Regions from separate parts of the Homo sapiens genome. Here region 1 is linked to region 2. Evidence: chromatin contacts called from ENCODE Hi-C data. All regions are on one chromosome and are shown on one strand. Each heading gives the region's core, a stretch centred on a gene start or an enhancer-like site at or near the end of the contact. The rest is flanking DNA. Distances are from core to core; before and after follow the strand shown.

Evidence for each region. A loop is a pair of places that touch in the nucleus more often than their neighbours do. Pooled maps may share reads with other maps.
Region 1: a pooled map shows a loop between it and region 2 (2.2-fold over the local background). The contact joins two enhancer-like sites. A Hi-C loop is called at or near these places in 2 of 50 pooled maps.

What each region holds. Positions count from the first base shown.
Region 1 is chr1:22,002,597-22,009,248 of GRCh38, forward strand. It overlaps CELA3A (chymotrypsin like elastase 3A), which reads left to right. Exons shown (of 8, transcript NM_005747.5): 2 at 407-492; 3 at 2,851-2,948; 4 at 3,066-3,200; 5 at 4,282-4,418; 6 at 4,777-4,919. Among named protein-coding and RNA genes, the nearest start is that of CELA3A, 4.3 kb to the left of the region's middle. Within about 2 kb of position 2,920, at least 2 of the 41 ENCODE cell types and tissues checked have a DNase peak (open chromatin) inside an H3K27ac peak, as active enhancers do.
Region 2 is chr1:21,655,917-21,661,980 of GRCh38, forward strand. All of the region lies in intron 1 of RAP1GAP (RAP1 GTPase activating protein), which reads right to left. Among named protein-coding and RNA genes, the nearest start is that of RAP1GAP, 10 kb to the right of the region's middle. RefSeq lists silencers at 3,440-3,599, 3,670-3,719. Within about 2 kb of position 3,320, at least 2 of the 41 ENCODE cell types and tissues checked have a DNase peak (open chromatin) inside an H3K27ac peak, as active enhancers do.

The DNA of each region.
Region 1 (6,652 bases), core at 1,670-4,169, 350 kb after region 2:
CCTCTCAGAGCACTAGGATTACAGGTGTGAACCACCACACACAGCCCAGAGCTGCACTTTGAACCCAGGAAGTCCTTCTTTAAAGCCTCCACTCTGTATGACAATAGCTCTCACTTTTTGAGGGCTCATCGAGGGCCAGGCATTGTTCTAAGTGTATCAAGCTCTTCAATCCTCCCAATGAAGGAGGCCACATTTGAATCTCTATCCCTGGACTCCTGGGATTCTGGAAAGCCCTGCTCTAGTTTAAATGTTCACTGTTCATATGTGGTTACTGAGGTCCAGAGGGCGAAAGGGGCTTGCATGGGGTCACACAGCCAGTTGAAGGCATGGCTTGGACTGGGACCCTGGCCTCCTCTTTGCTTTTGGGGACCCTCCAGCTGATTGACAGCTCTCCTCTCCCCTCTAGCCTCAGGCTATGGCCCACCTTCCTCTCACTCTTCCAGCCGCGTTGTCCATGGTGAGGATGCGGTCCCCTACAGCTGGCCCTGGCAGGTAAGAGCAATAGCAGCTGCCCTCATTCCCACCGTGGGCTCTGGACCCTAAGCTCTAATGGCGTGGCATCCAGCCTTGACACCATTGCTCCCTTTGCAATGTCCACTTCAGCTTCCAAAGACCAGGCAGCCCTTGGACCATCTACTTCACGGGGAGGTTTTGCCCGTTTCATCTGTAACCCTCACTGGGCTATTTGCAACTTAAAATTGGAATCGGGGGTGAAGGAAATGCTAAACTCAAGGAGTTGGCACACTGATGGTGGAATTTCAGGCACTGTGTTGACGAAGTGAGATTTTGAGAGACTCATTTCTAGATTCCTAGGATGATACTACAGGGCTTTGAGGTCTGAAAGCAATAAGGGAGTGAGGGATCTTGTAAGGCCAGTGGAGGGAAGCTCAGAAGGCTGGACTTGATGTGCTGTGGCTATTTAAATTTAATTAAATTAGGCCAGGTGCGGTGGCTCACGCCTGTAATCCCAGCTACTCAGGAGGCTGAGGCAGGAGAATCCCTTGAACCTGGGAGTTGGAGGTTGCAGTGAGACAAGATTGCACCACTGCACTCCAGCCCCGGGCAACAGAGTGAGACTCTGTCTCAAAAAAAAAAATTAAATTAAATTATTATTACTATTATTATTGAGACAGAGTTTCACTCTTGTTGCCCAGGCTGAAGTGCAATGGCACAATCTTGGCTCACTGCAAACTCTGCCACCCGGGTTCAAGCAATTCTCCTACCTCACCTCCCAAGTAGCTGGGATTACAGGCACGCGCCACCAAGCCCGGCTAATTTTGTATTTTTAGTAGAGACAGGGTTTCACTGTGTTGGCCAGGCCAGTCTGGAGCTTCTGACCTCAGGTGATCCACCTGCCTCGGCCTCTCAAAGTGCTGGGATTACAGGTGTGAGTCACTGCACCCAGCTGAAATTTACTTACATTAAAAATGTTAACAATTCATTTCCTCAGTGCTTTTTTCTTTTCTTTTCTTTTCTTTGTTTTTTTTTTTTTTGAGACAGGGTCTTGCTGTGTTGCCCAGGCTGGAGTGCAGTGGTGTGATCTCAGCTTACTGCAGCCTTGACCTCCTAGGTCCAAGCAATAATCCCACCTCAGCCTCCTGTGTAGCTAGGACTACAGGCATGCGCCACCATGCCCAGCTAATTTTTATACATTGTTGTAGAGATGGGGTCTCACTATGTTGCCCAGGCTTGCCTCGAACTTCTGAGCTCCAGTGATCCTCCTGTCTTGACCTCCCACAGTGCTGGGATTATAGGCGTAAGCCACCATGCTTGGCCTGCTTGCCACATTTCAAATGTTCAATAGTCACATGTGGCTAGTGGCTACCATATTGGACAGCAAAGATATAGAACATTCCCATGATTATGGGAAGTTTTATCGGAGAGGGTCAGCAGGCTTATTCTGTAAATGGCCAGAGAGTGAATATTTTAGGTTATTTGATGGTTTGGATAGTAATGACTTGACTGTGCCATGGTAGCATGAAAGCAGACACAAACAATACAGAAATGAATGTGACTATTTCCAGGACATCTTTATTACAAAAACAGACCAGAAGCCTGATGTGCCCCACTGTCCACAGTTTGCTAACCCTGGTCTAGATGGAGCTTTTGAAAATCAGAATGTGTAGGAAATGGGAAGAGAGGCAAAGAACTCATCAGGGTGAGCTGTGCTTCAGAAGGCTCAAGAGGCCTTGAAAGAGCTGAGGTTCAAAAGAGTCAGGGGGGCTGGGCGCGGTGGCTCACGCCTGTAATCCCAGCACTTCGGGAGGCCGAGGTGGGCAGATCACCTGAGGTGAGGAGCTCGAGACCAGCCTGGCCAACATGGTGAAACTCCGTGTCTACTAAAAATACAAAATTAGCCAGGCACGACGGCAGGTGCCTGTAATCCCGGTTACTGTGGAGGCTGAGACAGGAGAATCGCTTGAACCCGGGAGGCGGAGGTTGAAATGAGCTGAGATTGCCACCATTGCACTCCAGCCTGGGGAACAAGAGCAAAACTCCATCTCAAAAAAAAAAAAAACTCACAGGGCGAGGGGTGCGTGATAGAACAGAGGGCCTTCAAGGGCTGTTAAGAGACAGAAGGTAGAGAATGTTGGGGTCCCCAGGGAGGTCATAGTGCTGGTGTGGGGAGGCTTTGGAGAATCAGAATGTGACCCCCATGGAAAAGTGATAGGGCCACCACGGGCAGCTGCCCAGGTCGCAGGTTGTATGCTGCATATTTCAGTGGGTGCTCTCGTTTTCCATGTGAATGGCGCCCTCTAGAGTTGCACAGTGCACAACCTATACAGCCATTGGTGGCAACTCTCATGGTGGGGCCCAGCCCACTGAGGCCCTTTCCTCCTGGGCCACCAGGTTTCCCTGCAGTATGAGAAAAGTGGAAGCTTCTACCACACGTGTGGCGGTAGCCTCATCGCCCCCGATTGGGTTGTGACTGCCGGCCACTGCATCTCGTGAGTTCTCTACCCTGTCCCTGCCTGTGGCCCTGGGCAGCGGGGGAGAGTGGGTGATGATGGGGAAGGAGGGAGGTGAGCCAGTCAGGCCCCGACTGACCTCACCTCTGCCTGCAGGAGGGATCTGACCTACCAGGTGGTGTTGGGTGAGTACAACCTTGCTGTGAAGGAGGGCCCCGAGCAGGTGATCCCCATCAACTCTGAGGAGCTGTTTGTGCATCCACTCTGGAACCGCTCGTGTGTGGCCTGTGGGTGAGTGAATGCTCCGGTCTGGAACCCAGGGGCTCCTCTACTTGTCCCTCCATGACCCACAGCCAAGTCTGAGTAGGCTCCAACTCTGAGTAGGGACGTAGGGACATAGGGACATAGGGACAGGGGAGCTGAGTCCAGCAGCCTGTGCCCAGGTCCCACACACTGAGGATTGAAGCCAGCAGAGCCTTTAAGGACCATCACCACCAAACCTGTCTCCCTACAGAGGGGATGGCAGTGTTCAGGGAGGGGCAGGAACTCTGCCAAGGCCACTTGGCTAGTGGCTTCAGAGCTCAGGGTTCCTCTGGCATCCTTCCCCCATATCCGAGGGTTTCTCCATTCAATAGATGGCTCACCCAGTGCATCCTGGGCTCCCAGCACTATGGGCAAAAGGAGGAGCACTGGGCTGAGAGTCAGGCTCTGGCATTAACTCTGTGTATGGCCTGAGCAAGTCACTGGCCTTCTCTGGGCCTTAGTTTTGCCATTTGTCAAAAGGTGACCATGAAGTTGGGCTTCCTGGGTGGTGTGAAGGCCAAGGAGACAATCTTATGCCTTTCAAGTGTATGAAAAAATCTTAACAAATATTAGCCAGGCGTGGTGGCATGAGCCTGTAATCCCAGCTACTGGAAAGGCTGAGGCAGGAGAATCACTTGAACTCGGGAGGCGGAGGCTGCAGTGAGCCAAGATCATGCCACTGCACTCCAGCCTGGGCAACAGAGCGAGACTCTGACTCAAAAATAAATAAATGAATAAATAAAATTCCTCAGCCTTAAGAACGATTTGGGCCAGGTATAGTGGCTCATGCCTGTAATTCCAGCACTTCAGGAGGTGAAAGCAGGAGGATCCCTTGGCCCAGGAGGCTGCAGTGAGCTATGATTGTGACACTGCACTCCAGCCTGGGCAACAGACCGAGACTCTGTCTCAATAATAATAATAATAATAATAATAATGATGATGAAAGAGTGGATTTGGAGGGTAAAGAAGTTGGGGCATCTCAGAGGTGGAATAGCCTGGAGCAACGGCTAGAAGGTAGGACTTGGGCCGGCTGGAGGACCAGGCCCCGTGACTGTTCCCTCCTCCCCAGCAATGACATCGCCCTCATCAAGCTCTCACGCAGCGCCCAGCTGGGAGATGCCGTCCAGCTCGCCTCACTCCCTCCCGCTGGTGACATCCTTCCCAACAAGACACCCTGCTACATCACCGGCTGGGGCCGTCTCTATAGTACGTGCTGACTTCTCTAGCTGGCCACAGAGACAGTGGCAGAAAGACAGGGCCTGGGGGCTGCAGGTTGAAGGTAACACCAAGACCGGACCTTGTACTTTTCTCCCATTTCTCTCCAGCTGCAGCCTTCTTCCATCAACCTCCAAAACACGAATGTGGTCAATTGCACATGTTTTGGTATCTTCTGTGTGCCACGTGCTAGGGATGTAATGGTGCACAAAGCATGCAGGACCATTTAGCGGGTGGGAGGAGAGTCCTCATCAGGGCAGAAGAACTGTGGGCCTTGAATGCCCCCTTCCTCTGGGGCACCTAGCGGTGTGCCCCCAGACCCCTGACTCGGTGCTTTTTATCCTTGCAGCCAATGGGCCACTCCCAGACAAGCTGCAGCAGGCCCGGCTGCCCGTGGTGGACTATAAGCACTGCTCCAGGTGGAACTGGTGGGGTTCCACCGTGAAGAAAACCATGGTGTGTGCTGGAGGGTACATCCGCTCCGGCTGCAACGTGAGTCAGCTCTTACCTGCCCGAGGTGGTGCTGGGTGTGCAGGACCTTGGAATGGGGCCAACTGCCTGGAAGGTGGAGGAAGGATCTTGCCTGCTTGCCCCATTCAGCCTCCAGGCCAGGCAGGACTTGGAGGAAATCAGCGCAGTCCAGACACAGAGCCCAGGCCTGGGAGTCAGGACCCCCGGGTTGCAGTCTCAGCTCACACACTGACATGACTTGGGACAAGTCACTGTGTCTCCCTGGTCCTCAGGCTTCCGCATCAGCACAGCAGGAGATACTGGTCCCATGACCTCTAACGCAGGTCAATTCTGTGGTTCTAAAGTTATAATTAACCATTAAGAATACCATCATTGTTCTGGGCACAGTCCCTCCTGCCTATAATCCAAGTGCTTTGGGAGGCTGAGGTGGGAGGATTGCTTGAGGCTAGGAGTTTGAGACCAGCCTAGGTAATATAGTGAGATGCCCATCTACAGAAAAACTTTTTTTACTTAGTCAGGCATGGTGGCACTCGCCTGTAGTCCCAACTACTTGATAGGCTGAGGTGGGAGGATTGTTTGAGCCTGGGAGTTCAAGCTCACAGTGGCTATGATTTTTGCCACTGCACCCAAGCCTGGCGACACAGCAAGACGTTGTCTCTTTTTTTTTTTTTTTTGAGACAGGATCTTGCTCTGTTGCCCAGGCTGGAGTGCAGTAATGCCATCATAGCCCACTGTAGCCTTGCCCTCCTGGGCTCAAGCAACCCTCCAATGTCAGCCTCCCAAGCAGCCAGGAGTACAAGTGTGTGCCACAATGCCTAGCTAATTTTTAAATTTTTTGTAGAGATGAGGTCTCACCATGTTGCCCAGGCTGGTCTCTAACTCTTGGGCTCAAGTAATCCTCCTGCCTTGGCCTTCCAAAGTGTTATGTTTACAGATGTGAGCCACTTTCCTGGCCAAGACCTTGTCTAAGAAAAAAAAACAAAGGCTGGGCGCGGTGGCTCACGCCTGTAATCCCAGCACTTTGGGAGGCCGAGCCGGGCGGATCACGAGGTCAGGAGATCGAGATCATCCTGGCTAACATGGTGAAACCTCGTCTCTACTAAACACACAAAAAGTTAGCCGGGTGTGGTGGTGGGCGCCTGTAGTCCCAGCTACTCGGGAGGCTGAGGCAGGAGAATGGTGTGAACCCAGGAGTTGGAGCTTGCCGTGAGCCGAGATCGCGCCACTGCACTCCAACCTGGGTGACAGAGCGAGACGCTGACTCAGAAAAAAAAAAAATACTATCAAATACCCTCATTGTATTGTAATTGAGTATGAATTAATAATTAACTATGGTGCCACTAATAAGAACTATGTTTATCGAGTGCTTCTTCTCTACTGGATATCGTGCTAAGATCGTGCATCATCTCATGTAATTCCCTAGGCTCTTGGACAGATACTACTATTCCCTATCACAAATGAGTCAGCTGGCTGGGCGTGGTGGCTCACACCTATAATCCCTTTGGGAGGCCCCGGCAGGTGGATCACCTGAGGTCAGGACTTTGAGACTAACCTGGCCAACATGGTGAAATCCCATCTCTATTAAATATGGCTGGGTGCAGTGACTCACGCCTGTAATCCCAGCACTTCGGGAGGCTGAGGCGGGCGGATCACGTGGTCAGGAGATCGAGACCATCCTGGCTAACACGGTGAAACCCCGTCTCTACGAAAAATACAAAAATTAGCCGGGCGTGGTAGTGGGCACCTATAGTCCC
Region 2 (6,064 bases), core at 2,070-4,569:
GGTGGAGCCAACACTTGCCAGGGCCTCCAATAGCCTCCTCCCCTCCCCGAGTCATACTCATTCAGGATATCTGCCCCAGGCCTCTTGGGCAGGAGAGGAGGCGTCTGGGCTTCCTGCCCTGGCCCAGGCAGCCTCTTGTGTGGCTTTGCATTAATCAGTTTTCCTCGCTGGGCCTCAGTTTGCTCATATGTTAAACCCCTATTCTCACTTTGCTGGGTTAAAGACCTAACAGTGGGCTGGGCGCGGTGGCTCACGCCTGTGATCCCAGCATTTTGGGAGGCTGAGGCAGGTGAATCATGAGGTCAGGAGTTCGAGATCAGCCTGATCAACATGGTGAAACCCCGTCTCTATTAAAAATACAAAAATTAGCTGGGCGTGGTGGCACCCAGCTACTCAGGAGGCTGAGGCAGGAGAATCGCTTGAACCCAGGAGGCAGAAGTTGCAGTGACCAAAGATCACACCACTGCACTGCAGCCTGGGTGACATAGCAAGACTCCATCTAAAAAAAAAAAAAAAAAAAAAAAAAAAAAAAAAAAAAGACCTAACAACGGAAAGATACATTTGCCTTGAGAGAATTCTGCTAGCTCTGAAAGTATCATTATCCTTACTTTGCCTGTGGCCTTTCTAGCCAAGCCACACCAACCCAATCCCAGGAAGCTTCTGGAAAAAGAGTCTCCTGGGGGTTCCCCAGCCCCTGGGAAGGGAGGGAAGAGTGGGTGTGACTTGGCTCACAGCCCTTCCCTAGGCAGCTGGCCAGTGAGGTTACTGAGCCAGCCTCTGCCCTGGCTCTGAGACTCCTGCTCTATTCAATGGGTTTCTGAAACCCCTGCCTACTTAAAGGGACCCCATCAGGGACCAGGAAAATCTGGCCTGGCCAGAATACCTGCCCCCACTCAGGCCCTACCCCTGAGGATGTGTTTCTCATCTCCATGCAGATCATGTGGCTTGAAAGGCCCTGGAAGCAAAGCCCTTCTGGAGGCAGCACCCAGGTGTACGGTCTTTCATTCCTTCCCCCATTCATTCAGTATTGAGCACCCACTGTGTGGCTGACACTGTATTGAGCACCCACTGTGTGGCTGACACTATTCAGACACTGGCGATAGAGTCTGAACAAGACAGACAAGGTCTCTGGTAGACCTGTGTGCACAACTGCACACAAACTTTCCCAGGTCACACATGCACTTGGCCTAGTACCGTGCCACGCACATGCAAAGAGTCATCTAACTCATGCCTGTAGAGATCACATCAAGATCAAATGCATGCAGACAGGCTCACATGAACATCAGCCCCCATGCTGCAAACCCACAAGTACGTGCACATGCAAAGGTCAACTCCAGCTCCCACCCTTAGGTCCCCCATCAGTGCACATGCACCTACTGACTCCGGCTGCGTTAGTACATGCATGTAAATACACACTGATGACAGCACATACAGGCACAGGAATCTCAGGCCCACACATCCTTACTCAAATCACATTATTTATGTTCATACAATATACACAGACAGATGTGTACACACCTCACAAACACGCATGGAGCATCCAGCTAACTACTGGGAAGAAATAAAGGTAGGAGACAGAATGGCTCTTTGGGGGTCAGAGAAGAGTGCAATTGCTGCATCTCCAGGATTGCAGAGTGGAGGCCAAGACACCTCTCATGTATTACAGGCTGGTGTCTAGCCGGCCAGCCCCCATCTCCTACCTCCACTGCTATGGGCGTGGCCCTCCCAGCCCATTTTCGGGGCAGTTGGACAAAGCTGGGAGACTGCTTGAGGCCCAGAGCTCCCCTCAGGAAGCTGGGCTGGCGGAGTCCTGACCTGGGGAGACCTGCCTGTGGCCCCAGCTCTGCTGGCAACCCACCATTTCTCATCACAAGTGCCTTCCCACTTCTGGCCTCTGCTGGTTCATCTATAATGGGGGGAGAGAGTTTCCCAACAGTTCCTTATGATACCACCCTCCCAGGAGGCCAACCAGTCTGGGACTCTGAGAGCCCCTCTCCACCCCGACAAGGCCCTCATTGAGGCAGTGGCTCTCAACAAGGGTGGCTCTGCCCCCCAGAGGGCGCCAGGGTGGTTTCAGTCCTCAGAAATGACGGGGTCGCCACTGTCATTCAGTGGGTGGGGGACAGGAAAGCTACGCTGGTGAGAGTCCCACTTCAGGAGATTTGTTGTTCATCAGATATCCTCCTAGATATTCAAGTGGGTAAAAAGCCCGGGTAACCCATCCTAGAACCTAACTCTGGTTTACAAATGAATATTTTTTGGTGTGGCTTTAATCCATAATACATTTTTCAAAGGTGCAGCTACTGAAGTCATTCTGAACTAGAGGTCAGGTACAGCGACATGACTTTCTGCTCTTAAATCTAAGGGTAGGCCGGGCTCAGTGGCTCACATCTGTAATCCCAGCACTTTGGGAGGCTGAGGCGGGTAGATCACCTGAGGCCAGGAGTTCGAGACCAGCCTGACCAATATGGTGAAACCTTGTCTCTACTAAAAATACAAAAATTAGCCAGGTGTGGTGGCATGCGCCTGTAGTCTCAGCTACTCAGGAGGCTGAGACAGGAGAATTGCATGAACCCAGGAGGCGGAGGTTGCAGTGAGCTAAGATCACAGCACTACACTCTAGCCTGGAGTTTTTGAGACTCTGTCTCAAAAAACAAAAACAAAAACAAAAAATCTAAGGGTAGGCTGGGCAAGGTGGTTCACACCTGTAATCCCAGCACCTTGAGAGGCTGAGGTGAGAGGACTGCTTAAGCCCAGAAGTTCGAGACCGGCCTGGTAACAAAGCAAGACTCCATCTCTATTACGATAATTTTAATTTTTTTAAATCTAAGGGTATATTTTTAATAAATAGGTGCCCAAGGCTGGTTACTTCTTTGGCTCTTGTGGTGTGGTCATGCCACAGCATTCATGTAGGGAGGTGGAGGGCCTTTTTCATCTCTTATGCCAGTATATAGTTGGTTTTTGAAGTCAGGTGTGTAGGCAGGCTTATTTCCTAGGAATATCATGACAGGAAAATGAAGAACGCTTTTTTTTTTTTTTTGAGACGGAGTTTTGCCCTTGTCGCCCAGGCTGGAGTGCAATGGCGCGATCTCGGCTCACCGCAACCTCCACCTCAGTAGCTGGGATTACAGGCATGCACCATCAGGCCCAGCTAATTTTTGTATTTTTAGTAGAGTCGGGGTTTTTCCATGTTGGTCAGGCTGGCCTCGAACTCCCGACCTCAGGTGATGCGCCCGCCTTAGCCTCCCAAAGTGTTGGGATAACAGGCGTGAACCACAGTGCCCGGCCGAAGAACGCTTTTTAAAACGTGTTCTCTAATGGGTCCGGGAGTCCGCCGCGGTCTCGGGCGCCACCAATTGGCCGTCATAAGAACTGCAGGCGACGGCCGCCCGGGCTCCAGGACCAGGGACAGCGCCCCGGGAGCATCTCAGAGAAGGGTGGGGACCCGGAGCCGCCGGGACAGCGCCCCCAGTCACCGGCCGCGCGCTCGCCACCCCCCGCACTTCCTCACCCCTCCCTTACATGGAGGCGGCCCCAGCGCCCGTCCTCGCCCTCTCCCCGGCGCCAGGCGCCGCCGCACGTCTCCCAGCTCACAAGGGCGCACCTGCGCCCGCCCACTGTGCTCTCGCCGCCCCCTCCCGCGGGACCCGTTCTCTCGGTGCGCAGATCACGGGGCCGCACCTACGCGTTCCGGGATCTCTGTGATCCTGACAACAGCCCCGTGAGGCTGATCCTGCAAGAGTTACATGTCTGCCATGGCTGACGGGGGAAATTGAGGTGTGCAAACAGAGCAGATCCAGCTCTTCCGAGCTCTTCGGGACCTCAGTCCCTATCACCCGTGCGCTGCAGCTCAGTGGCACAGCCCCTTCTAGTTCCCGAGGCCCTGTGCCAAGTGCTTTCATCCAGTCCTTAAACCCACCCTGTAAATTAGGTACAATCATCTTCCCCATTTCACAGATCAGGAAGCCAAGGTCCCAGAGGCTGAGTGGCTTGCCTAAGGATCAGTGGATGCAGATATGGCTACAAAACCTCTCTGAGGTCTTCACACTGCTCTGAGTCACTGTGAGGGACGCTCCTGCCAGGGAAAAAGTCCTTCCAACAGTACACACTGCCCTGCCCTGGCTGCTCTGTCCTGGTATCCTCGGGCTTGAATGCCTTCTGGGATAGGATGCGGGCATGGAGCCTCAAGATCTCTCACAGAGGAACCCAATCTCCCCATCCTCACAAGCTTTAGCCTCACAAAGCACCTCCCCAAGACACACAGTAGGTGCTTAATAACCCGTTGCTTGGCTGAAGCCCTGCCTTCCAGGAACCAGGGCTCTAAATGCATAACTACACAGCCTGGATACAGAGCAGGGCAGTGTGAGCCAGTGAGGAAGGGCACAGGCTCAAGAGGGCTGGACAGAGTGGGTTCCAACTCAGCTATATATATTTATTGAGACAGTCTCGCTCTGTCACCCAGGCTGGAGTGCAATGGCACGATCTTGGCTCACTGCAACCTCTGCCTCCAGGGTTCAAGCGATTCTCTCGCTTCAGCCTCCTGAGTAGCCGGGACTACAGGCACCCGCCACCATGCCCGGCTGATTTTTGTATTTTTAGTAGAGATGGGGTTTCACCATTTTGGCCAGGCTGGTCTTCAACTCCCAACCTCAAGTGGTCCTCCCGCCTCAGCCTCCCAAAGTGCCAGGATTACAGGCAAGAGCCACTGCACCCAGCCCCGACTCAGTCTTGAGCTGTGACCGTCAGCCTTAGTTTCCAATCTGGAAAATGGAGATGATACTAGCTCTTAGCTCACAGAGTGATGGCGTGTTAAACAAGGTGATGCACACAGACACCTTAGCATGGTGCCTTGTGCTCACGAACGGCTTGCACGGTGGTGGCTGTTAACACTGTTGCCAGTAGGGTCTTCTTTGGGATACACAAAGCCCAGGAGCCCTAGCTGAGTCATGCCTTCATTTACCCCAGGGGTAAATCAGGTGGGCAGGAGAAGCAGAGGAAGAGGCTGCAAATGTAGTTGGGCTGAGCTGGGGACAGGAGGAGGAGGGAGATGGCTGGGGCGCGGTGGCTCATGCTTGTAATAATCCCAGCACTTTGAGAGACTGAGGCAGGTGGATCGCCTGAGGTCAGGAGTTCGAGAACAGCCTGGCCAATATGGCAAAACCCCATCTCTAGTAAAAATACAAAAATTAGCTGGGCGTAGTGGTGCATGCCTGTAGTCCTGGCTACTCAGCAGGCTGAGGCACAAGAATCGCTTGAATCCAGGAGGCCGAGGTTGCACTGAGCTGAGATCGCACCACTGCACTCCAGTCTGGGCAACAGAGCAAGACTCTGTCTCCAAAAAAAAAAAAAAAGGAGGGAGACGCAGCCATTCTTGGTGGAGGCAGAGAGCTTAGCAGTGTCTGAGACTCCCTGCCTCATGACCTAATCTCTGACCCTCAACCCTGATCAGCTCTATAGTCTCCTTGTTTTAGTGAGCACTCCATAAATGTTCAATGAATGAATGATGGCCTACGTTGACTATGAACATAAAGAAACAGAAAGTCAACTTTAGTCCTATCATAATATACATAAGGCCTGGCATCAGTATGGGTTTGGAATCACATGGACCTGTGCTTAAATTCCTGCTCTGCCACTTCCTGGCTTGTGACTTTGGTCCATTTTCATAACCTCTCAAAGCCTCAGCTTCTTCATCTGTAAAAGAGGATGGCAATGATAATAAAAGTACTTACCGCATAGGATTGTTCTTAGGATTCAGTGTAAACTGCTCACCCCTGGCACATAGTAGGCACACAATAAATGGAGACTGTCTTTAGTACTATTACTGGACACGTGCAAGGACAGCTGTGAGCTGAGCCAGGAAATCTGTGTTCTAAGCCTAGTGCCACCAATGGCTCACAATGTGACTGTGGGCAGCTCCCCAGTTTTCTTCTCTGAATAATGAGGCCCCTCCAAGGGCCCTTCTCAATCTGATTTTCTGGGGCAGCATAGCCCCCATGTGCATGGTGGGCAGAGAAGTCTCTTGGAAACAGCTCTGCCCACCAGTCTGTCTCTTCCAGACCACGCC